Linked DNA regions of Homo sapiens: all the other regions are linked to region 1. A link is an interaction called in ENCODE POLR2A ChIA-PET data of the cell type or tissue named here. Cell type or tissue: OCI-LY7. All regions are shown on one strand. Links, peaks and the distances in the headings refer to the core of each region. The heading gives the core; the rest is flanking DNA.

Region 1 (8,636 bases), core at 301-8,300:
GGTATATTCTAAAAGGATTAAAATCAGGCAGGATATAATCTCTGATCACAACAGAAATAAATGAAAAATAACAGAAAAGTTTCTGGGAAAAACAATAGTTGGAAATTAAATTACATACTACTAATAAACTTGTATAAGTGAAAGAATAAATCACAAGAACTGAATGAAAATAAAAGCACAACACATCAGAGTATGTGGAATGCAGCTGAAAATAGTGCTTACATGGAGATTTCTGATTTTTTTTTTTTTTCTTCAAAGACACAGGGTCACATTCTGTTGCCCAGGCTAAAATGCAGTGGTACGATCATAGCTCACCATAACCTTGAACTCCTGCGCTCAAACAATACTCCCATCTCAGCCTCCCAAGCAGCTGGGACTACAGGCATGTGTCACTATGCTCAGCTATTTTTCAAAAATTTTTTGTAGAGACAAATTCTTGCTATATTGCCCAGGCTGGTCTTGAACTCTTGGGCTCAAGCAATCTTCCTGCTTTGGCCTCCAAAGTGCTGGGATTACAGGCATGAGCCATTGTGCCTGGCTGAGATTAATAACTTTAAATGCTTATTTTAGAAAAGAAGAAAGGTCCAGAGTTATTCAAACTTCCTCTTTAAGAAGCCAGAAAAAGAGCAAATGAAACCCAAAGAAAGTAAAAGCAGAAATCAATGAAACAAGACAACAGAGAAAACTCAATAAAAGCAAAAGCTGGCTTTTTTTTTTTTTTTTTTTTTTTTTGGGACAAGGTTTCACTCTGTCACCCAGGCTGGAGTGCAGTGGCATGATCTCGGTTCACTGCAGCCCCTGCCTCCCGGGTTCAAGTGATCCTCTCACCTAAGCCTCCTATGTAGCTGGGAATATAGGCATGTGACACCACAGCCAGCTAATTTTTGCCATGTTGCCCAGGCTAAAGCTGGCTTTTGAAAAGATCAACACAACTGATAAACTTCTAGCTAAGTTGGTTATGGAAAAGTGGGAAAAAGAAATGACGTACATCAGGAATGAAAATGAAACATCTCTACATATCTTATAAATATTAAAAGAATACAAACAACCTTATATCAACATACTTAAGATGAAATGGATATATTACTTGAAAGACACAAATTATAACAACAGACACACGAAAAATTAGAAAATTTGCATAGCTCCATATCTAGAAAAGAAAAAGAATTCACAATTAATTTCCTGCAAAGAAAATTTCAGGTCTGCGTGACTTCACTAGGGAACTAAAGACTTAATCAAAGAACAATCATATACAAAGTCCTCAAGAAAACAAGAGGGAACACTTCTCACTTCATTTTACGAGGCCAGCATTCCCTAATGACAAAACCAGACAAAAACATTAAATAAAACTCCAGACAAATATTCCTTATGAACATATAAATATTTAATAAGAATTAAAATCTTTAATAAAAAATAGAAACCCCAACTGGAGTTTATCCTAGGAATGCAAGGTTGGTTTACATTGAAAAGTGAATTTATTTCACTATATTAACAAAATTAAGGAGAAATACCAAATGATTATCTCAACAGACACAGGAAAAGCATTTGACAAAATTCAACACCCATTCATGACAAAAACTCTCAGCAAACAGGAACAGAGGAGAATTTATTTCCTCAACCTACTCTACGAAAAACCTACAGCTAATGTCCAGAACCAGGCAATGATGTCCACTCTAACCATTCAGCATCATTCTGAAGATGCTAGTCAGTGCAGTGAGACAAGAAAAAGAGAGGCAGATAAATATGAAAGGAAGAAAAACTGTATTCAGAGATGATATGATTGTATATGTGGAAAATCTGAAAAAATATATTTAAAAAGCTGCCAGACTAACAAATGAGTTTTTACAAGGTCACAGGATACAAGGTCACAACACAAAGACCAACTGCATCTCTAGAGACTAGCAATACACAACTGGAAGATGAAATTTAAAAAACAATACCACTTTACAAAAATAGATTAAAACATGCACGTCTTGTAAATTGAACACTAAAAAACATTGCTACTGAGAGAAACTGAAAAAGATCTTAATAAAGGAAAATTTTAACATGTTCTGGATTGAATGCTTCAACTGTTGTTCAGATGTCAGTTCTCCCCAAATTGATCTACAGATTCCATGAACCTCACTCAAAAGCCAGAGGCTTTTATTTCTAGATATTCATAAGCTGATTCTAACACTGATACAGAAATGCAAAGAACAACAAAGTCAGAGAACTCACATGAACTGATTTTAAGATTTATTATAAAGCTACAGTAAGCAAGACAGTGTGGTATTGGCTTAAGGATAGACACAGAAACAGACGGAGCAGACAGAATCAAGAAGTGAACCCGCCAATTTAGGGTCAATTGATTTTTAATAAAGGGGCCAAGCTAACTCAATGGGGCAAGTTCAGCAATCTGCAAAATGTCACAGAACTAATAAGGAGCTGAGGCAGAGTTTACATCCTGCTGGACAGCAGTTGGGCTCACCAGCAAGTTTCCTTCACTCTCATGTCTGTCTCAACACAGAGGAGTGACCCTGCTAGAGGGGACTCGGACATGGTCCTATCAGCTCTGCAGGGACCTTCCATAGCTTCCCCTCATCCTTTTAACACCAGTGTCAGGTCTAGTCATTACTCCCATTTCATACAGAAAGCTTGATTGGGGTCACCGAGGAATTAAGTGGCTGGCATGGAATTTCTCCACAGCTGTTGTGTGAAGAACAGCAAAAGTGACAGGTGATGAATAACAAAAGTGATGTATAATCAACCGAAAATACAAGAGGGCCCTGGAAATTTTAAAGCCTCACACCAGAGCTTTTCTCTGAGATGCAGGAAGGAAAGAGCTCAAAGGAATGACGTTCTTTCAAAAACCTAAGTCCCTAAAGTAAAAAAATAATGAAAGGGCCCCACACTCCTCCCTTCAGTGAGGAAGAATCTAGCTGATTTTCAGTGATGATTCAGAAGAAACTACAGAGAGAAGTCTAACTTGGGAAGGGAAAGTGAGTGTGGGAAAGGTGTGTCTGCAGCATTTTAGATGACTGCAGGATGGGCCCTGGTGTGATGCTCCTGAGCCCTGCCGCCTGCTTAGGAGGGTGAGCTCTGGTGTCAGCCCTTCAATTTGAGGGCTTGGCCACTAGCTGGGTGATCTGTGTGGGATATTTAACCTCTTTTTGCTTCAGTTTCCTCATCAGTAAAATGGGGATCATAATTATATCCCTTCTACAACACGGCCTACTCTGAGGATTTGATAATATATAGAAAGCACTTAGAACAGTGCCTAGCACTTGGTAAGTGCTCAAGAAATGTTAGCTCTTATGTCACAATCCCTGGTCCTCATGTTTTTGATACGGTTATGACATTGATTCATAGCTCCTTGTCCCATATTTACTGTGGAAACAGGCTGGCACTGTAAAAAAAAAGCCTGGGCATTCCAGTTCCATGGGCCTGGCTCTGCTTCTTCCTGGGTACCTTCAACTGAATCTCAAGTTTTATAGCTGTTAAAAAAAACAAATCCTCATCCATAAATGGAACTTACATTACTGTTCTCTCAAGGCTGAGGTAAGGGTAAGAGAGATCAAAGTTTAGTAAAATGCTTATCATAGTGCCTAGCACCACAAATCATCAGTAAATGGGAGCTCATATTATAATTCTTATTATTTTGCACTCCTAATATCAGGAATGAAACCTGGTTCTCTCACTACTGTGTCAGGATAAGATGACTTGAAAAAGGGTTTATACTGTTTAGGGGCAGGTTTTAAGAACATAAGTAGTCTACGACTCACTAGTGGGTGTCACTGTTAATACTGGGCCTGTTAGACTGGAAAATACAACAGCTCAAACTAAAAATCCACCTGGAATTTTAGCCTAAGCTGCCTCTTAATTTCATTGTAGGACACAAAGGCTCCTATTCAAGACCCATATTTTTTTTCTTTTCCTTTTTTTCCTCCTTTCTGCATGACCCATGGCTGTTATGAGGGCTGTGTTAGGCACACACCTCTGGCCCTGCTTCAGTAGTCCCTGCTCCATGTACACCTGCCTCCCTCCACTCACTAGGCAGAAATACCCGAACAGGGAGAGAATGACCCATATAGTGTTTCTACAAAGAGGAACAGAGGATATGCTGGGAATTTGCACCGTAAGGAGGAAACTCAACCCTGATGAGCAGACTGTGGTAAGCCAAAAAGCCATCAAAAGACCTCAGGTTCTGGTCATTGAGGGCTAATGACCTTGAAACATTCTCCCTGCAAAAACTGCAAAGAGGAGCCTTCCCTGTTAAATTCAGTTATTTGTAGATGACAAGCAGACAAGCAGAGGGCGCTAACAATGCCTGTGCCTGATTTTTTTTTAATGATGCTTTCATATACATCTAATTATGTAATTCTCTCTATACCCTGTGACATAGCTATTATTTTACCACCCCTCATTTTACAAGGTGTCCAAGGTGAGCTGAAAGCAGAGTAGCTGGCATTAGAATCCAGGTCCATCCTACATTTTCTGAATGGGTAGATACTGTGGTCTCTGTCTCACCTGTTAACCACTTTGAGAATCTGATGAAACCATAGTCTTTCTACCTAGGAGAACTAAATGAAAGCATAGCCTTTCAAGGAAATGCATGAGTACACAAAATTTTTGTAAGCTTCTGGTGGATGTCAAGGACATCCTGAAATTCATGGACCCTATTTCAGTGCATATAATGTAAGACCCCCGTAAAAATCCTCAACAGCCTGAGCCCATCCCTGGAACTTTAGGAAACCAATGAGTAGAAAGGTAATCCTAGGAGCCTAGCAGGGAAACCTAAAGGGTTGGCAAACTACAGTCCAAGGGCCAAATCCAGCCTGTCACTTGTTTTTGTAAATAAAGCTTTTAACTGGAACATAGCCATGCTCATTCATTTGCATATCATCTATGTCTGCTTTTGCTAAGTAGTAGCAATGTAGACTGTAGGGCCATAAGCCTCAAACACTTATTATCCATCCCTTTACAGAAAATGTTTGCCAACTTCTGACCTAAACCATGATCGAGAGATTATACCATTTCTTCTAAGGTTAGTCTGTAGTACAGAAAATAGAAAAGGGTTTCTGCCAGGAAAGACATCATTCCAAAATTGTTAAGATTAGGAGAAGCAAAGAAAAATGAAACATCTGTCAACAGAAACTCCTGATGAAACTGCAAGTTGCTGAGGTACTGAGCTGCATTCCAACTGGCAATGCTTTTTCAACAGTCACCAAATATGTAGGATAACAAAATCTCTTCCTGTCTGAGGAGGGAGGTTAACGTAATTATAATGATTAAATGCTCCTGCCAATTATAGTAATGTAAGAATTAACCACAAGGTCTCTTAATCAAATGATGTTTGGGAAAGAAGCTCAAGGATTATGTGCACAATGAGAAAAGAATGTGGTAAGGAGGGCTTTGTGAGACAACAGATAATTCCTGAAGGAAAGGAGGGAAGTGACACTGACAAGCAAGTTGTATCACAAGCGGGAAACTTTACAGGTGGCTAGAATAACAATCACTAAAATTCCAGGATTTCTCTTGAGGGGAAAAGTCAAGTGTCTCAGTGAGATCTTTCCCTTCAGACCCGTTGGACTTACGTTATCCAGGTCCTTCCGTAGTGCAATCTTGCTGGTCACCAGCTCATGGGCTAAGTCATCGTTTTCCTGTTCCAACCTCATGTTAGCTTCTTGTAGACGCCTATTCTCCCGCTGAAGGGTAGAAAGAAACCAGTTACAGACACATAAAAATCAGATGGAAATGAAAATTTCTCAGGGCTAAACCTCAAAATAAATTTCTAAGTCCTATGGAAACAATAAGAGAAATGGCTGGACCTGATGTGTTTCCAAATCAACAATTTCTTATTTTCTAGCTCCATAAAGAAATACTTAACTGATTCAAGTGACTTTGTCAAGCACCTACTATTTGTTAACTGTGACGAAAAGCCACTGAACTGTAACAAACCAGGCAGCTGGTTTGAAGCAAAAACAGATCTTGCTTGCTAATTTGCAAACTCAAACCTGAACCTACAGAGGAATTGAATTTTAAAAAGGACTCAATAAAGCTAGTTACAGGCGCAATCATATGAAATGAAAGCATGGGAGCTCCTCACACGTAGGCCATAAGCAAACAAACCTCAAATCGCTCGATGGGGTCTTCTTGCTGGGCCTGCTGTTCCCTCATGGTGTGATATTCTTTCTCGTATTTTTTCAACTTCTTCTGACTAATCTGTAGGATAAATCATAGGGTAAATTAAGAAGTATTAGAAAGTAGTGGGTGCTTCAGTGCCTGCACTGAAGACCAAGACTTCTGGTGGCCTGGGCAATCTCAGTCATTATGGATGTGGTATTTCCTATTTTTTTGGAGGGAAATCATCAGAGTAGGGTATAAGCCCAGGACCCCAAATTCTCAATGCGTTTAGAGTTCTGTTGGAGATGTTTGGGTCCTAAGGCTTTAACTGACAGTATTAGAATGAACACCCTACAGACGGCTCCTCCTACAAGTTCTGGGTCCTATTTGTCCCTAATAATAATGCCACCATTTTATTTAGCATATACCAGTGCTGCTGCTAAATCCTTTAAATCTGTGACCTCACAGCACCTCTACGAGGTGTGCTATTCTCATCCTCATCTTATAGGCAAGTTAACTGAGGTATAAGGAGGTTGGTTATGTAACTTGACCAAAGTCACACAATAAGGGACTGGGAGATCTGGGATTTGAGCCCTGGCAGTTGGACTCCATCCAAAGTCCTCACTATCCTAGCACCTCTCTATCCCCTCCCTTTCCTCTCTCCTACCTTCTTCTGTGCTGCTTTCAAACAGACAGTTATCTCTACCCTTAAAAACACAGCTGTGCTGACTACTCTGCTTAGATGCCCTCTCACCCCATCAGATTATTGTTCTCTTTCTCTCAAGCCTTTTCTTACCCACCATTGCAAACCACAGGCCTATATCTTCACCTCCATTGCTTCAAGACCTGCCCCTCCTTAATGTAAGTCAGGCCTCTGCTCTGACTACTCTATGAAAGAACCCTCTTGAAGGTCACCAGTGGTGTCTTTTTCCTCTGTCCAGTGGTCTTACATCTCCCCAACTAAACTTCAAAACTCCCTGACTTTCATGCTTTAACATGACCAATCTTCTCTGCTTTCTTCTAGAAAATCTTTTCTCCCTTTATTCTCTTGGCTTTCCTTCTAGGTAACAGGCTTTCCCCCTCTTTACTGGTTGGCTCTGTCTCCTTCTTCAAGCTAAACTATAACCAAGGGCAACATACCTTCAAGATGCAACTGGCTTTTTTTTCCTCTTTGAGACAGGATCTCTATCACCCAAGCTGGAGTGCAGTAGTGTGATCTCAGCTCACTGCAGCCTTGACATCCTGTGGCAAGTTGATCCTCCCGCCCCAGCCTCCCAAGGAGCTGGGACTACAGGCACACGACACCACACCTGGCTGATTTTTATTTTTTGTAGGGATGGAGTTTTGCTATGTTGCCCAGGCTGGGTGACTATCTTTCCTTCCTCTGAACAGCTAGCCATTCCCTATGGCATTGGCATTGTTTTAAATTACATGTTCAAAAGTTATGAGATATAATAGAAAAGTGATTAAAAAAAAAACAGATGTGTGCAATTTAAGGACTGATTATGGCTGGGTGCAGTGGCTCACACCTGTAATCTCAGCACTTTGGGAGGCCAAGGCAGAAGGATCACTTGAGGCCAGGAGTTTGAAACCAGCCTGGGCAACACAGCAAGACTCTCTCTACAAAAAAATATAAAAATTGGCCAGGTATGGTGGCATGTGCCTGTAGTCCCAGCTACTCTGGAGGCTGAGGTGGGAGGATCCCTTGAGCCAAGGAGGTTGAGAATGGAGTGAGCCAAGCCAAGACTGCACCACTGTGTCCCAATCTGGGTGACAAGAGAGAGACCCCATCTAAATAATTAAAAAAAAAAAAAGAATATGAAACTAATGGTAATCCCTTCCTGAAACTTCAGTAATCAGCACTAAAGTGCTGACGTGGAAATCTGCCTGTTAGTCCCCAGGTCCAGGTAACTAGGACTCTCAGATCTACTCCACTCTAACTTTCTTATTTTACAGATGAAGAAATAAGACCTAGAAAGGGAACAGGATAGGCCCACATTTGCTGCGTGTTGGTGTCAGTGTCTCCAGACGCTCTCAGTGGGAGAGTGTGTTCCTCTCCCATTGACTGTGGACACCTCCCCTAGTCAGGCTGTTTGCAGGTCTGCCTCAATCAGAGCTCTATTCCTGGAGTCTGGCTGCTGCCCAAGGTTAGACAGCCAGGAAGACAGCATTCTGCTCCAGCTGACCTCTACAGAAAGATGCTCACTCAACACCTGGGGTGAGGCCACAAACTGGAGCAGGACATCTTTAAGCTGAGATCTTCTGCAGTTTAGGCCCAATGCTAGGGTAAACTTTTATTGTGTACCTAAGTGACTCACAAAGAAAGCACCTAAGTAAAATGTCTATGCAATCAGTAAGTGTATAGACAATCCTAACAGATCAATAGTAGTGGAACAGAAAATAAATGCGGCTGCGAACAGCAAACACTTCATCCCAGTGCTTTTGCATTCTGAATAAATGAGAGGAAGGGCAGTGGTTATGAGGCTCCCATGGCACTTTATTAAAAAAAAACAAATTGACACCAAATCCTGTAA
Region 2 (8,000 bases), core at 1-8,000, 83 kb before region 1:
GTAAATAATAATAGGAAAGTATTGATAAATGGATTTTCTTCACTGAAAGATAGTATAACTTTTTTTATCTTCAGATCAAAGATAATCAGTGTGTCAGTTTTATTGCTGAAGAGCACAATTTTTTTAAACTATTTACAGGCAGTTTATACATTGTGTCTGGTCATGGTCTTGTCACTGAAGGTTCTTGGAAATGTGTAATTTTTCTCATATATGATGTCTGTACAAATGTTACTGTTAGATTTGGAATTCATGTTCATTAGTAATGTTATCTAATTATTTAGTTCTATATGTATCTCAGCTCCTGTGCAAGTTAAATAGTCACGTATTCCAGATTTAAGTTGCACTTTGCTACATGTTTATGTCATGTTAAAAATTTTTTTATTGTGGTAAAATATATAACATAAGATTTGCTATTTTTACTAATTGTAAGTATACATTTCAGTGAAGTTTATGTCTTTTTAATACATTTTCTAATTTTGTTTCTTCTCAAGCCTGGCATATTTTGGAAAGCACTCCTATAGACTTGCTTAACTGGATGAGGTCTGTGATTTAAAGACTTGTACAGGATAATATGCTCCATACTTTTATTTGAAGTTTTATTTTTATTTTTATTTTTTTAGAGATAGGGTGCTCTGTTGCCCAGGCTGGAGCGTAGTAGTGTGATCATAGCTTATTGTAGCCTTGAACTCCTGGGCTCAAGTGATCCTCCTACATCAGCCTCTTGAATAGCTAGGACTATAAGTGTGTGCCATCATGCCTGGCTAATTTAAAAAAAAAGAATTTCGTTTGGAGAGACAGAGTCTTGCTGCATTGCCGAATTTGGTCTCGAATTCCTGACCTCAAGCTATCCTGCCTTGGCCTCCCAAAGTGCTGGGATTACAGACATGAGCCACCATGCCAGGCCTGGATTTTATACTTCTGTGTGTGGATGCTCTTGGTTGTCTATGTACAGTCTTTCCGTTTTGTGGAACAGTCCCTGGGTGAGCCCTTGCCTATGATCCTTCCCATGTGGTGGAACTCAAGGAGTGCAGAATGAGATTCTATTCTTATATCAGAGGCTGGCATGTATTCCAAGGACAGAGTTGTGTTCTGGTAATAAACATATATTGTGCACCTGGTGAGTGTTAACCACTCTGAAGGACACAGAGATGGGTGGGGGGTAGCTTGTATTTATTAAGCAATTAAGCATTTTCCATTGCCAGGCACGGTTAGGCAGCTTTTACCTATGCTGTCTTAATTTAACTTAATGCTTTACCTTTTTCAAAATGGATTCAAAAGTCAAATAACTTATACAAGGTCCTACAATATGTATTATTAGGAATATTAGAATTCTGTTTTTAATTTTAAATTCACATATAGTAAATTCAAATACATTGGGTTGCTTGCTTTACAATAACTGCTATGTTCCAATTTTTAAATTGAAATTCAGAACTGTTTGAATTAGGAATTGATTTTTTGCTCAATCATGCTGTCTTCTACCTGTGGGCTGATAAGACCAAGTATATCATAATTATGGTTTAGAATTTAATAACTGAGCTAATAACAGCTACTGTTTATTGAGTGCCAACTATTGTACCACATACTTTTCCTACTATCTTGCAGCAAATCTACCAGTCTCTAATATTATTATCTTCCTTTCTCCACTCCTGTTTTACTTGTGAAATTTCCTGTGCTCCAAACTTGCTTATAAAAAAAAGAGTGACTCAGAATCATTAACAAACTTTAACTTGCTTAAGGCTACTTAGTAAATATGTGTGGTTGAACCAGGACTCATATTGAAGTTTCTCTGACTCCAGATCCAGTTTTCTTAGCATCTATTCTTCAGTTTCCTGTGAATAACATGTGAAAGTACAGAGCAGGGAGAGACGATGATGTGCTGGTTCTGGAAATCTGCAAAAGCTCCATGAAGGAGGTAGCACTTGGAATAGGCTCAGAGGATGGATAGGGGTAGGGTTTTGGCATGTGGTGAAAGTGAAAGAAAAAAATAAATCTCAGCACCGATCTAGGTATGAGAAAGTATAGAACTGTTTAAGGAATAATAACTGTTGTTTATTGAGCTGTTAATATCTGTTGGGCTCTGGCCAAAGTTTGTTAACATATATTCTCACTACCACTCTGTGAGAAAGGTATTATTCCTGTTTTACAAATGAGGAAGCAGGCTCAAAAGAAGTCAAGTTATTTGAAATTTGTCCAATGTCACACAGTAAGTAGCAGAGCCAGGATTTGAACCAGGAAGCGATGTCATTTTCTAAATTGCTTTCCAATATGGTAAGTGTCCAAGTGTTCAGTGGGACACCAATGAATTAGTAGGTAGAGTGTTATCCAATCAGCGCCTTTGGAAGATTATTCTGGTTGCTGTATACAGTACTTTGGAGATGACAGAGGTCAGAAAGGCCAGTAAGGAGGAGGTTATTGAGGTGGTCTACGTGAGAGGTAATAAAAGCCTGAAGAAACTGGTTTGCAAGTTTGATGGTGATTATAGAGGGATAATTTATAAACCATTACAATATTAGACTTGGAAGAATGAGAGGACAAGGATACAGAGGAAGAAGAAATCAAAGATGACTGATTCTCTATTGTTAATATCAGACAATTGCCTACACTTGGTCACCTGCTTTAAAATGCTTTTTATTTCTATATTTATACCACCTTTAACATTTTTCATTGATTTAATGTTTATTGAATCTCTATAAGTGTGCCAGGCACTGAACCCATGGCTGGATTATTTATCTTCCTTTCTAGTTTCCACTGCCACAATTTGTTTCTCTTCCTTCTCCCTTTCCATTTTATTCTCAACTCTGCTGATTCTTGCCCAACTCTGCTGATTCTTTGCTTATAGCTAGAATGACTGTTTCCCATCTAGGTAGATCAAGATTCTGCTGAAGTCAGACTTTCAGTTTGCCTTGCTTGACATCTCTAATTTTGACCTCTCCCTTTTCTGAACTTGGGAAGCAATCATATAATGTAAGGGACCTGAATGTTGTGGTCAAAACAACTTAGGTTTGAATTTAGGCTTTGCCATTTTACTTTCTTGGTGAACTTGAACAATTAACTTTTCTGAGGCTCACATTTCTTGTCTTGCAAATGGAGGCTTGTGGTGAGATTTAAATGAGAATATGTGACACCTGTTTGTGCTCAGATGTTACTTTCTCTTCCCCTTTTAAATAGGGCACTTAAACTGTTACTGCTTTTGTTGCTTAACTACAGAGTAAGCCTCAGGAGCAGGAGAGACTGTAACTCCTGTAAATATGTTTGCCATACCCAAACACTTGCTTATTTGTTGAAAGACGGTTAAACTTAGTTACTATTTTCATTTGTGATTAAGGGAAATGAACCAATAAGAAACTTTTAGAATTAAAATCAAGGATAGATGAGCACCTTTCTTATGCACCATTTATGACTTGATTTCTTTGAGTGTTTGCTCTTTTAGCTACTCCTGGATTTGGAATGCATATGCTGGCAGTTTATCTTTCCTTCCTTAGCTCTATACTTTTATCACATTTTTCTGCTTTCCCCATAAGCTGATATAGAAAGGGAGGCACTTTAGAATGATATAGTTGGGAGGAACTTTAGCTCATCTAGCCAATAGTCATTTTACTGTTGTGGATACTGAGTCAGCAGGCACTACGAGTAGAATCCAGGTCTTTTAGATTTCTGTGCTGATGTTCTTTCCCAATATACAGTGGTATTCATGTTCCTCACAAATTGCCTAATTACTACTAACACAGAAGGAAGTTTATTTTTATTTTTTGAGACAGGGTCTCATTCTGTCACCCACGCTGGAGTGCAGTGGTGCAAACATGGTTCAGTGCAGCCTCAACCTCCTGGGCTCAAACAATCCTCTCTCCATTGCTTCTTGAATAGCTGGCACTACAGGTGCATGCCACTACACCTGGCTAATTGTTTTACATTTTTTGTGGCAACAGGGTGTTACTGTGTTGCCCAGGTTGGTCTTGAACTACTGGGCTCAAATGATCCTCCTGCCTTGACCTCCCAAAGTGTTGGGATTACAGGCATGAGCCACTGCACCTGGCCAGAAGGAAATTTAAAAGAACAATTTGAAAAAATATTTAAGAGAATACAGTATTTTTGAGTTTTCTTAAGCAATATAAATGTAGTAAAGAATTACAAGATCTGTAGTATGAAATACGTTCCCCATTGACTCCTTGAGGGAAGATAGATACTTTATAAGCCTCAAATCTGAGGCTTAATTTTGTGGATACTTGGATGTCTGGATTTACATACTCCCTTATCAGTTTGTAAGAGTATTCAGGAAGCCAAGTGATGATTAAGTTATAGTTTGGGAAATAGGTTGTGAAAGTAATCATGCAGACTTTTATTTTTAGGGATCAAGGTGGTCGGACATTGTGTGGTGTAATGAGGATTGGCCTGGTTGCAAAAGGCTTGCTGATTAAAGATGATATGGACTTGGAGCTGGTTTTAATGTGCAAAGACAAACCCACAGAGACCCTGTTAAATACAGTCAAAGATAATCTTCCTATTCAGATTCAGGTGAGTACAGTTTAACTGCACCTCTAGGCGAATTTGTAAAAAGGTGAAATAGGTAGTGACTTTGAAAAAATTATTAACCAGAATTGCTAATAGCTAATAGGATAGACACAGACAAAATGAGTACTGCTACTCTGGGTCAATGACTAATTCATCACAGTTAAAGCAAACTTCTGGTGATTTGTACTCAGGATATATTTACCAAATTAAGATGGCCATTAAGGTACCATCTTAAACTTTTCCGTTGTATCTTGCTGAGAATCTTCATTTTTTCCAGGCTAGGTCTCACCATTATAAAGTTCTTGGAAGGGTTGGTATACTGCAGAAAAGAATTGGAAGATTGAAAACAGCCTAGATACTTTCTAGCGACTAAGAGACTTTCTTATCAACGAGAGACTTTCATAGATAGTAATTTTTAAAACTGAAGACTCAGTTAATTTGCCACCTCTTTGTTCTGTTAATGGAAATTACTGTTTATTTCTTGTCTCCAAACCTTTTTTACACTGGGATGCATTTAGAAAAATATGATGCTGGCATGTTCCCTGGAGGATGCTGCTGAAGGCTGAAGGCTCCTCAGGGATGAAGGTAACCATTCTGGGGTTCTGGTCATTCTAGGACCTGCCCTGCCAGCCTACCCCAAGGACTCATTGCATCACTGATTGGGAGTCTGTGATCATCTTCAGTTTCAGATGCATATTGTCTGTGGTCCAATTAAATTACAGCTTTTGATAATTTTATATTAGTTTGTCTTCATATCAATGCCACAGAAATAGATGTTGGCCTCTAAGTCCAAACTTGTGAATTGTTGAATGCTCCCCACCACCACTCACTTTTTAAAATTTAGTTTCTTTTATTTGTATATCTTTTAAAAGGGGTCTTTTTTTCAAGATGTATGAATTCTAAGTTTGTTTTTCTTAGCTTTGTTACTAGATCATTTTCTTTCATATTCACTAGCTGACCCTCAAAACCATCTCTGATTTTTTAGTACCATTCTTGACACTCAGATTTATTTTACTGATTGGCACATTCTCCTGTATTAATTTTGGGGGCACTATGTTATCATTTTGTCTTAATATATGGTTTTTAAAGTGACAGAACATACTTGGCTTTTCCACTTTCAATTTTGATGGAGAAATGTTTTCTGGTCTTTTATAGGGTTGAATCTATTTACCTTTCCCTCCCTTTTAAAAAAATCCTTTTGTGATCATTTGGAGGAAGGAGAGTGGAACATAGCTTTATGTATTAAACATGCAATAAAGCTTTACAAAGTGGAAAGCTAATTAATGGGCTTTCTGGCTAACTATACTTGTAGTTTATTAGAATATTAATAAAGTTCCCGTTTCAATTTTTATTTTGTTTTAGCATTTAATCTGTATTTCTGCTGTTAGTATAGTAAACATCGTTACTCTTACATGTAGAATTATCAGAATCAGACATACTAGTGGCTTTTTCACCCACCTCACCCCCTTTCTGTTCCTTTCATGAATCTTGTTTCTTATGAGAATGATCATATTCCTCATCCTCAGATGTTGCAGCATTGAAAAAGGGTTGAGAACCAGTGCAACAGTAAATCGGAGTTTTTATTCAGAAAATCTATCACATCTCTCCTGTTTTGAAGACAGAGAAGATTGGGCCAAGCTTTAGTTGGCATTGTTAGAGCTTTCTCTGTGCAGATCACAACTTTGTAAACTCCACATTGTTTCTCTCTTGAGTGAGGGTCTTTATTTATGAGCATCGCAGTTTAAAAAGGTTCTTGTCTAGTTAGCAAGTATTCAAGGGGGTTACCCTGGAGGGTGTACAGGGTATACAAACCATCTCAAATTTTAGGAGACTGAAGCTTTTTAGGCTAAAGAAACTAAAAAAGATATAAATACCTTTAGGTCTTCGAAATGCTGTCTGGCAGAAGGTAAAAGAGGTGTGAACTCTTAAGACTAATGGTGGAAATTAGGAGAAGTATCTTTCAATTTAACATAGCTAATAGATTTCTCCAACAATAAATCTATGTTTGGGTAAAGATACATTTTCTTGTAAAATGGGGATGATGATTGTACACTAATCTCAGATTAAAATGTATACATGTACACACATGCCCACATATATACACATGTGTGCAAGTGTATTGTTACTAATAATATTCATGAAATTAAGTGTGACTTTTACAATTAAACCTTTCTCCCCGAGCACCCTCCGCCCCTCCTGCCCTGCCCAGTTTTCATGGTGTTTGTGTGGAAAACCAGTCTCTGATACGATATTATTTCCTTATGGACCAAAAATCTTTTTCCCGAGCACTTAACATAGCAAAACTTTCAGTTATCTAAGTACGTTAGTTAGCTGAGGTTTTACCTTACCTTTTCTCTTCATACTCTTTCCTAGGATGCTTTTAGAACTTCTTTGAGCAAAGGAGGAGGAGGATGACCAAAACCAGAAATCACTTAAAATTACTCTAGCACAAAATGCATATTATGTTTATTATTTTGGGTGTGTCTTATGGTGATCGACATGCATAATTGAAAAATGAAGTTCAATTTATTCTTTGATAGACATCTTTAATGCTCTTTTAGTGACAAAATGAATGTGAGCTGTTTTTTGCAGTTTCTTTATATTCTGGTTCTTTTATCTACGTATGGCCTTTCCCTTCCTTGGCTTCCTCTATTCAAAAGTAGGATAATGAGTTTTCCCTTTCCTACTTTTTTGGGATCGTTTAATGGTAAAATGCTATTTTTACATAAGTGACTTTGAATTCTTTTAATACACACTGATGAGCAGGGACTTGGTAGTGTCCCTATTCAGCCTGGCTACTGTATGTCAGGTAATAGACACTAAATTTCACCACTAAGAAAAAAAGCCCCGTGTAACTTATTTTAAATCATATATTTAATGTATAATAATATATTAAGCATAACTTAATATATAATTCTGATCAGGTGATTATTTTGTGGGAGGCCCCTACCTAAATTGTACGTTTGTTTATATTTGTATGTTAAAAGAAGCAATGTAGGTTTTCTGTAGATGTCAGATGACTTGACCCATAGTGGTAGGTCCCATTGGAAGATCTCTGAGACCTGTTGTCGGAGAAGGGAAGAAGTTATTTGTTTATACTCATTGTTTCCTCCTGGTCAGTGACTGTGCAGAGATACTTTTTCATTCATGCTTATTTGGTGCTCTTTAAAAAGCTCCATAATCCTATATTCATAAGTTTTTGCCAAGTAGGAGTTCCTGTTCAGGCTGCTCTACAAAAAGAGCTATTGTTTTGGAGAGCAGTCCCAGCTATTTCTTATTTTATAATAGTTCTCTGTAATAATTTTAAGAACAACAATTTACCATTTATCACATACTGATGCTATTGGCATTTTACTTTCAAATATTAGAATGGTTTTAAATATTGTTTCATAATTGTATGGATGGTTGACATTGTGGTTGCTTTTTAAAGAATGGAGAAAGAGGGTTTTCTTGTAAGTTGGGAGGAGAGAAAAGTGTTATCCCCAGTAAAG
Region 3 (8,636 bases), core at 379-8,378, 100 kb after region 1:
TCTAGGCACTATGGCTTACACCTGTAATCCCAGAACTTTGGGAGACTGAGGTGAGTAGATCACTTGAGGTCAGGAGTTCGAGACCAGCCTGAGCAATATGGTAAAACCCCATCTCTGTTAAAAATACAAAAATTAGCTGGGTGTGATGGCACATGCCTACAGTCCCAGCTATTCGGGAGGCTGAGGCAGGAGAATCGCTTGAACCAGGGAGGCAGAGGTTGCACTGAGCCAAGTTTGCGCCACTACACTCCAGCATGGGTGACAGAGCGAGACTACATCTCAAAAAAAAAAAAAAAAAAAATCATTTGATATTTGCAGGTAAACCACTAAAGCATTTATAAAGCTAAAAAAATCACTCCTATGCCCCCTAAAACATAACCTTAATTTTCTCTTTTGTTGCTGTAAAGCATGTTTCATGGCATCTGACATACAGAACTCAAAAAAAGTAAGTATTCTTTCCTTTATATTTATCACTGGGCTTTACAGATAGATTATTATCACCTTCTTTGCTTAAACATATAATGAAGAAAAAGATACTTAATCATAGATCTTTTGAGTTTCAAAGCAAGGTATCTTTAAAAAGTAATAGAAATGAGGAAGATATGGCCAATAAGCTGTTGTCCAACACTTCCCTTAAGCACTGTTAACTTTATTATAAACCAGTGTAATAATTATAAAATACTAACTAGTGATAAGGTTAATAAACATCAGCTTAATTAAAAAGGTAAAAATATTCTTTTTCTTTTTTTGAGGCAGGATCTTGATCTGTCACCCAGGTTGCAGCACAGTGGCACAATCTCATAGTTCACTACAGCCTCAAACTCCTGGGCTCAAGCTATCTTCCTGCCTCAACCTCCAGGATACCTAGGATTACAGGTACATGCCACCATGCCTAGCTAATTTTTTAAATTTTTGGTAGAGATGGATCTTGCTATGTTGCCCAGGCTGGTCTCGAACTCATGGGCTCAAGCAATCCTCCCACCTCAGCCTCCCCAAGTGCTGGGATTACAGATGTGAGCCACAGCAAAGTTCTTAAAATGACAGTTTAACAAAATAATCCCCTGTTCTCCCACACACCACTTTCTCTAGCTCACTGTTCTCAAAGGTAAACATCTGTCCATGGCCATCAGCCAATATGCAAAAAATCTAAATTGTATCTTATTTCTGTACAACTTTAAGATAATGGCAATAGAACCATTAGTAGCTACCGTAAATGGCTAGATAAAAGCTCTGAACACCTACTCAAACTTAAAGGTAGCCCTAAAGAAATACTAATTTGAAGCCCTTCTGCACTTTATTACTATTTATACTAATTCAAGAACATTTTTGAATACTTCCATTAGAAAATCAAAGAATCTTAGCAAAGAACTCTAAAAATGTCAAAAATGTTCAAAGAAAATTTTTGCATATCAAACTGTTAAATATTTGTGACAGAGTTTTCACCTATAAGGAAATGGAAGGGTCTCAATTTTCAACTTGTAATAGATACACTGGTCTCTATGTTCTTTGGATGCTCAAGTAAATATAATCCCATTGTTTAGCAGTTTAAAACAACAACAATAGACAGAAAGTTGTCTCTGGTGTTCTGAATCTACAGGGATGCAGTAACAGGAAGCAGAATGGAGAGTGTAATCAGTGGGTGTTCACCTCACTGAATGTCAGGGTCCTAGATCATATTTCTGGTCTAATAACTACATCATGTGAATGTATCCAAGTAGGGAATTTAGTATTTAATTTCTATTGTATAAAATAAGAAACTGAAGTACAGGCTTAATTTCCCTGGCTTTACCTATAAATAAGCACAGTATAAACTACCCAATTTATCTCATGAGGACGGTTAGTGGATTAAGTAAAACAAAAAAGAAGTGTCTTGAATGGTACTTTGAATGAAAATGCTCAATTTAGGTCGGGCACGGTGGCTCATGCTTGGAATCCCAGCACTATGGGAGGCCGAGGCAGGTGGATCATTTGAGGTCAGGAGTTTGAGACCAGCCTGGCCAACATGGTAAAACCCTGTCTCTATTGAAAATACAAAAATTAGCCGGGCGTGGCAGCACATGTCTGTAATCCCAGCTACTTAGGAGGCTGAGGCAGGAGAATCACTTGAACCTGGGAGGCAGAGGTTGCAGTGAGCCGAGACTGCGCCACTGTACGCCAGCGTGGGTGACAGAGCGAGACTCCGTCTCAAAAAGAAAAAAAAGTGTGAGACCCTGTCTCAACAACAAACAAACAAATGCTCAGTTTTCCCATGGGCAAAATGGAGAAGCAGGTTTCTAATCATAATAATTTAAAAATTGGCCAGGCATGGTGGCTCACGCCTGTAATCCCAGCAATTTGGGAGGCTGAGGCAGGTGGATCACCTGAGGTCAGGAGTTCGAGACCAGCCTGGCCAACATGGTGAAACCCCGTCTCTACTAAAAGTACAAAAAGTAGCCAGGCGTGGCGGTGGGCACCTATAATTCCAGCTACTCGGGAGGTTGAAGCAGTAGAATCACTTGAACCCGGGAGAAGGAGGTTGCAATGAGCCAAGATCACGCCATTGCACTCCAGCCTGAGTGACAAGAGGAAAAACTCCGTCTCAAAATAATAATAATAATAATTTAAAAATTATACTTTTTCAGAAATGAGAAGAGCATTAATTATTCTCATCATACTTTGTCTATATTTATGTTAAAGTAAAACCACAGTAAATCTTGTGTTATACACAAATATGAGTTGGACAGGGGATAAGTAATATCCATAAACCAACATGTTTTAGTACTCTATTCAACACTTAATTTCTACTTTTAAAATTTGCTATTAATATTATACACAGTATGTTGGAGAACATTCATAATAATAATTCTTTGAAAACCTCAATGATTATTTCTGCAGATAAATTTCCATACATATTACAGAATTACTGGATAAGAGGAACTACCTTTGACAAGTTTAAATCTGACAAACCAAGGTATATTTTGCTAGGATTTCATACATCTAAAGTACTGTTGTGTTAACCTAATATATTTAGGTATAATAATTATTTTGGTATAATAATTATTTAGGTATAATATTTAGATAAAATAAATATTTAGGTATAATAGTAAGTATATAATAGGTTTTATATAATAATAGGTATATAACTATTACATAATTTATATGTATAATATATAATTATTATTATACCTAAATAATATATATTAACCTAATATATTTAGGTATATTGATCATTATACTTAAATAATATATTTAAGTTAACATAACAGTATTTATTATAAACCAGAAATTCAGCAAAGCCATGTAGCAAAAGGAGAACAAAGTCCTAACAAATGTGAAAAGCAAATCTGACCATCCAGGGATTTTCTGTAATAGCACTTTGTCAGTATTAACAAATAGAACAGAGATGTTTATGATCATTCTACCTTGAATATGCCTGATTTCAGAAGGAAGGGAAGTTATACTGATACTTCTGAGGGATCTTAATCTTTCCTATTTAATAATTAGAATTTACAGACCAAAACTACATAAATATTTTCAATAAAGAAAAAAAGGCCAGGCATGGTGAATCATGCCTATAATCCCAGCACTCTGGGAGGCCCAGGTAAATGGATCACTTGAGGCCGGGAGTTTGAGACCAGCCTGGCCAACACGGCGAAACCCTGTCTCTACTGAAAAATAGAAAAAATTAGCCCGGTATGGTGGCAGATGCTTGTAATCCCAGCTACTCAGGAGGCTGAGGCATGAGAATTGCTTGAACCTGGGAGACAGAGGTTGCGGTGAACCGTGATCGTGCCACTACATTCCAGCCTTGGTGACAGAGCAAGGCTCTGTCTCAAAAAAAAAAGAAAGAAAATATATTTAGTTTAAAGGTTGCTTAACAAGGTAAAAAACTACTTAAAATTATACAGATTATAATTTTCACTTTGCAGGGCAGGAAGGTACATTGCAGGAAGGACTACCTCACAGCATTGCTTTGAGAATAGAAATAGTCAGGAATGGTTGGCTCATGCCTGTAATCCCAACACTTTGACAAGCTGAGACTATCACTTGAGACCACGAGTTCAAGACCAACCTGGGCAATGTGGCAAGACCCCATCTCTAGAAAAACTTAAAAAAAAATTAGCCAGACATAGTGGCATGCATCCGTGGTCCCAGCTACTCAGGAGGGCGAGGTGGGAGGACTGCTTGAGACCAGAAGGCTGAGGCTGCAGTGAGTCATGTTTGTACCATTGCATTCAAGCCTGAGCAACAGCGTGAGGCGTATCTCAAAAAAAAAAAAAAAAGAGAGAGAGAGAATAGAAATCTATCTAATTAGAAAGCATAGAGCACAATGAGTCATACTTTACTCCTCAAAGTTTAAGCTGCACTGTACACTAAATTGGCCACCAGATGGCATGACAATTCCAAAGTCTGAAGAAAGACTAAAAATTATCAGTTTTTCTAATAATCTAATAAACCAATCACTGTGCTTAATTTAAAAGCAAAATATTAGAAATATTCATATTTTTATATAACTTCATTTTACCAATTTAATGAGGTAGTCATGGAGGAAACAGACTTCTACATGCAATTACTGATTATAATACAATCATTTTGGGACATGGGCTGTAATTTTAAAAACATCAAGTCATCTTGCAACCATAAAATTTTAAAGTGAGAAAGGGTTTTAGAGTCTAGCCACCTCATTTAATAAATGAGGAAACTACTGACAGATGTAAAGAAACTTGGAAATGGGGACACTGTTAATAGTAACAATAATTAAACTAAAGCTAAGTTTTGACTTCTATTCCATGGTTCTTTCCACCACTCAAAGGATTATCATTATATTTAAAAATTAAAATCAGTCACTTCTAACCCTACAAAAGATTAGACTTCAGACACAGACCTTATTTCTCCCCTTCCAATGTATGCAGATAACTTTACTGGGAAAACTTGACTTGAAAAGGCTTAAGATTTTTAGATTATTAATATAAGTAAATCAACCAACTAAAACAAGCAAATACAATCAGCAAAACAAATATAGCTACAAATCCAGCTGACTAAGCTTTGGCCATATATATATATATATATATATATATATATATATATATATTTTTTTTTTTTTTTTTTTTTTTTTTTTGAGACGGAGTTTCGTTCTCGTTGCCCAGGCTGGAGTGCAGTGGCAGGATCTCGGCTCACTGCAACCTCTGCCTGCCGGGTTCAAGCGATTCTCCTGCCTCAGCCTCCCAAGTAGCTGGGATTACAGGCACCCACCACCACGCCCGGCTAATTTTGTATTTTTAGTAGAGACAAGGTTTCTCCATGTTGGTCAGGCTCATCTCGAACTCCCGACCTCAGGTGATCCGTCCGCCTCAGCCACCCAAAGAGCTGGGATTACAGGTGTGAGCCACAGCGCCTGGCGGTTTGGCCATATTTTTGTGAGCAGTTAGCCACTTGGTATCTGACTAAAAGAAGGTAGCAACATGTTCCCAATATGACAATTTTTTTAATTGCTTTAAAATTCTTCAAACTTTGCCTCTGTTAAATTTATGTATTTATATGCCTTTATCATCCAGATTTTTTTTAAAAGCCCTCCCTTTAAAAGCCATCATTTTATGGTATGAAAGTTATAATCTGACCTAGAATTTCCCCTGAACCACAGCATGTTAATACATGAATAAAATAAGATTCCCTACCTAAAATAACCTTTACCATCATCTTCTTTTATTTCTAAAGACACAGAGAAGGTAAAGATGTCACTGTCAGGAGTCTGGGGTGCAGCAGTGGCTGAAAGTGGGGTCTGCTTGGCAGAACGGCGGAAGGCAGTGGCAAAACTGTAAAGTATCCGGCTTACCTACAACCAGACATGTTAGGAAATGGGCTGTTATCAAAAGATATAAAATACCTTTATTAAGGCTGGAAGATTACCTACTTTGGAGGGCAATAATTATCTTTATCCCACTTATTTCTTTTGGTAAATTACCTAATTTGTTAGGCCTATAAAGCAAGCAACACTAAAAATGTCCAGACAAGGGGTTTTAAAAAAGAAATGGTTGTAAGCACTATAAATCCAATTTAAAAATCACTTCCTAAATTGTTAGAAACTATCTGAAGATATTACAATGAAAACAGTCCTAACAAGTTTTGATTTAAAAGAATGGTTTGCAAATCTGTCAATGTTAGAACCAGAATGCCTACTTAACCCAATCAAAAGTAGCCAACAGATCTCCTCTGACATTCTTAGTAGTAGTAACAAAGTTCTAGTTAATCAAATTTTTAGTTAATTTATATTTTGGCCCATGAGGCTAGAATCACTAAAACAATAGCAGAGAATTTCATCTGGCTTATGAGTGATCATAATAAATACCATAATCATTTCAACCTAGTGAGGGCACTGGTGAAGTTTCATTTGCAGAGAGTTTTCTCTTGAGGACTTACAGCTTCTTGTATTTCACACCGGAAGACGTGTATTCTGAAGAGCTCTGCATTGTAATGACTTTCAGTGAAAGCAAAACAGTCACTCTCAGGAGTTCCATCATGCCCTCTGACACAGAAGAGGATTTTGTAGATAGGGTAGTTTGCTATTTCAGTGTTTGTCTGAGGATCTAAGAGTCTGTTCAGAGAAAAAGATACAGAGAGATTACAGGAATTATGAACAATCTGCACTACGTTTAGATTAAGATGTGAGACTCATTCTTTCTAGTAAGAAGATCATATATTTGGTATGCTGATATTAACCTTAAATTTTAATAAGTAACTCATATGTGAATTCCGGAAGCTATTGATTACGTAATTCCATAGTACTAAAAACCATATAGTATCATGTTTTAGGGAGGCAAACAGAAAGGTATAAACAATATCAATAAGCACATTTCTTATACAGTCTGCTACAAAATAAAGACGATTAATACGTAAATTAGACTACCAAAATACATCATTGAAGCTGTGCTTTTTTTTTTTTTTTTTTGAGACAAGTTTCGCTCTTGTTGCCCAGGCTGGAGTGCAATGGCGCAATCTCAGCTCACCGCAACCTCCGCCTCCTGGGTTCAAGTGATTCTCCTGCCTCAGCCTCCCAAGTAGCTGGGATTACAGGGATGTGCCACCATGCCCGGCTAATTTTTTGTATTTTTAGTAGAGACAGGGCAGGTTAGCCAGAATGGTCTCAATCTTCCGACCTCAGGTGATCCGCCCACCTAGGCCTCCCAAAGTGCTGGGATTACAGGCATAAGCCACCACACCTGGGCAAAGCTGTGCTTCTAATTATCTCCTTTAAAAATGACCTAATCTGTTATGAAAAAATAAAAAACAAAAAACTGATGCTTTTTCTCAGACTGAAACAAGTTTTTTTTTGATTCATGGAAAATAAGGACAGAAATTATACAAAATGTTAACTCCTCAAAAAAAAAAAAATCATGAATAAAAGCAAAAGGATGCCATTCAGTAAAAAATCAAAGGGATAGCATTCATTCAAAAATCTACTTATTCAACAAATATTTATGTGATACCTACAACATTCCAGACTCTGATCAGGGCAGTAAGGCACAACTATGGAAGGTCTAAAAAGAAACTATGCAATTTCAACACTATGTGGGTAGAGCCATTAATGGGAAAGCCTAGAAGGCCTTGCTCATCACGGAAATACCTAGGAAGAGGATCTAACACAGGTTTGAAAGCACTTTTATGAAAACTCTAAAAATGTGGGGTAAAACCGACTAGCTTTCTAACTTCTTTTATAGAATTAAAAATATATTAAAGTCTAACTTCAGTTAGAGGAATGAGTATTGACTAAGAAACATATAGAAATGAGTGCTAAACACATTTTATTAATAGTTTATCATTAATAAATAGAATTTGTGAGTCTTTGCAAAATAGTTATTTAAATACTTAAGGGGAAAAATTACATATACAGATTATTTTACTACAATCAACACACAGCTATTACTCTGTCACCATGAAAGTCCAAAATACTTCTGAGGATACTGAGAAATGGATATTCTATATACTGCTGATAAAAGTATAAACTAGATCAATATTTCTAGATGGCTAGTTGGCAATGTTATTAGAAGCAATAAAAATAGACAAACTCAATAAGTTTACTTCTAGGAATTTATCCTAAGGAAATCAACAGAAGTCTAAAAAGATTGAGCTCAAAGATACCTATTTATAAAACACTGATATTCCCATATAATTAAAACTAGCTATCATCATTCATGCTTTTTTCTCTGAAAGATAAAAGCCTTAAAATGTCTAATATAAGAGATGGGTTATTTATTTATAACCCATTCATATGCCATCATAAATTAAAATTTTTAATAATATTTACTGGCATGAAAAGAGGTTTACGATATAAAACTAAGTACAAGATGGTATGTACAGGTCCATTGCTGTTAAAAAAAAAAGTTGATTCTAACAGTTGTAAATTATGTATGTATATATATGCAGGTATATTTACATATACCTAGACATATACATATACCAATATGCAAAGAAGATCTTAATAAGCCAAGATGTTAACTGTATTTATTAGTGGTAGAGTAGAATTAAGGCTATTTTTATGTGGCAATTTTTTTAAATAAGCATGTATCTTTGGTAATAGGGAAAAAAAATTTATTTTACCTGCATTCATCTGACTTATTGAGCAACAGTATATTTAGCTGGTTGATACAGACATCTGATTA

What was found. Peaks named below come from ENCODE experiments on the same cell type or tissue, not always from the same donor. Only the 100,000 strongest peaks of a DNase experiment are listed, where the experiment ranks them.
Region 2: POLR2A ChIA-PET joins it to region 1 with 7 read pairs; 3 of 35 experiments call an interaction of 5 or more read pairs at or near these places.
Region 3: POLR2A ChIA-PET joins it to region 1 with 5 read pairs; 2 of 35 experiments call an interaction of 5 or more read pairs at or near these places.

What each region holds. Positions count from the first base shown.
Region 1 is chr9:123,087,323-123,095,958 of GRCh38, reverse strand. RABGAP1 (RAB GTPase activating protein 1) reads right to left here. Exons shown (of 26, transcript NM_012197.4): 20 at 6,109-6,201; 21 at 5,574-5,684. Among named protein-coding and RNA genes, the nearest start is that of MIR600, 20 kb to the left of the region's middle. In OCI-LY7, for the core only: CTCF peaks have their summits at 4,113 and 4,321; DNase peaks (open chromatin) are centred at 617, 4,278 and 5,968; H3K4me3 peaks cover 2,008 bases; H3K27ac peaks cover 3,764 bases.
Region 2 is chr9:123,170,189-123,178,188 of GRCh38, reverse strand. It overlaps STRBP (spermatid perinuclear RNA binding protein), which reads left to right. Exons shown (of 19, transcript NM_018387.5): 5 at 4,347-4,512. Among named protein-coding and RNA genes, the nearest start is that of MIR600HG, 59 kb to the right of the region's middle. RefSeq lists enhancers at 1,904-1,963, 2,684-3,395. In OCI-LY7, for the core only: CTCF peaks have their summits at 6,783, 7,118 and 7,444; DNase peaks (open chromatin) are centred at 2,208, 3,118 and 3,868; H3K4me3 peaks cover 4,123 bases; H3K27ac peaks cover 8,000 bases.
Region 3 is chr9:122,987,232-122,995,867 of GRCh38, reverse strand. RABGAP1 (RAB GTPase activating protein 1) reads right to left here. Exons shown (of 26, transcript NM_012197.4): 5 at 6,397-6,571; 6 at 5,655-5,812. Among named protein-coding and RNA genes, the nearest start is that of GPR21, 42 kb to the left of the region's middle. In OCI-LY7, for the core only: CTCF peaks have their summits at 4,175 and 4,376 (motif pointing right); a DNase peak (open chromatin) is centred at 4,357.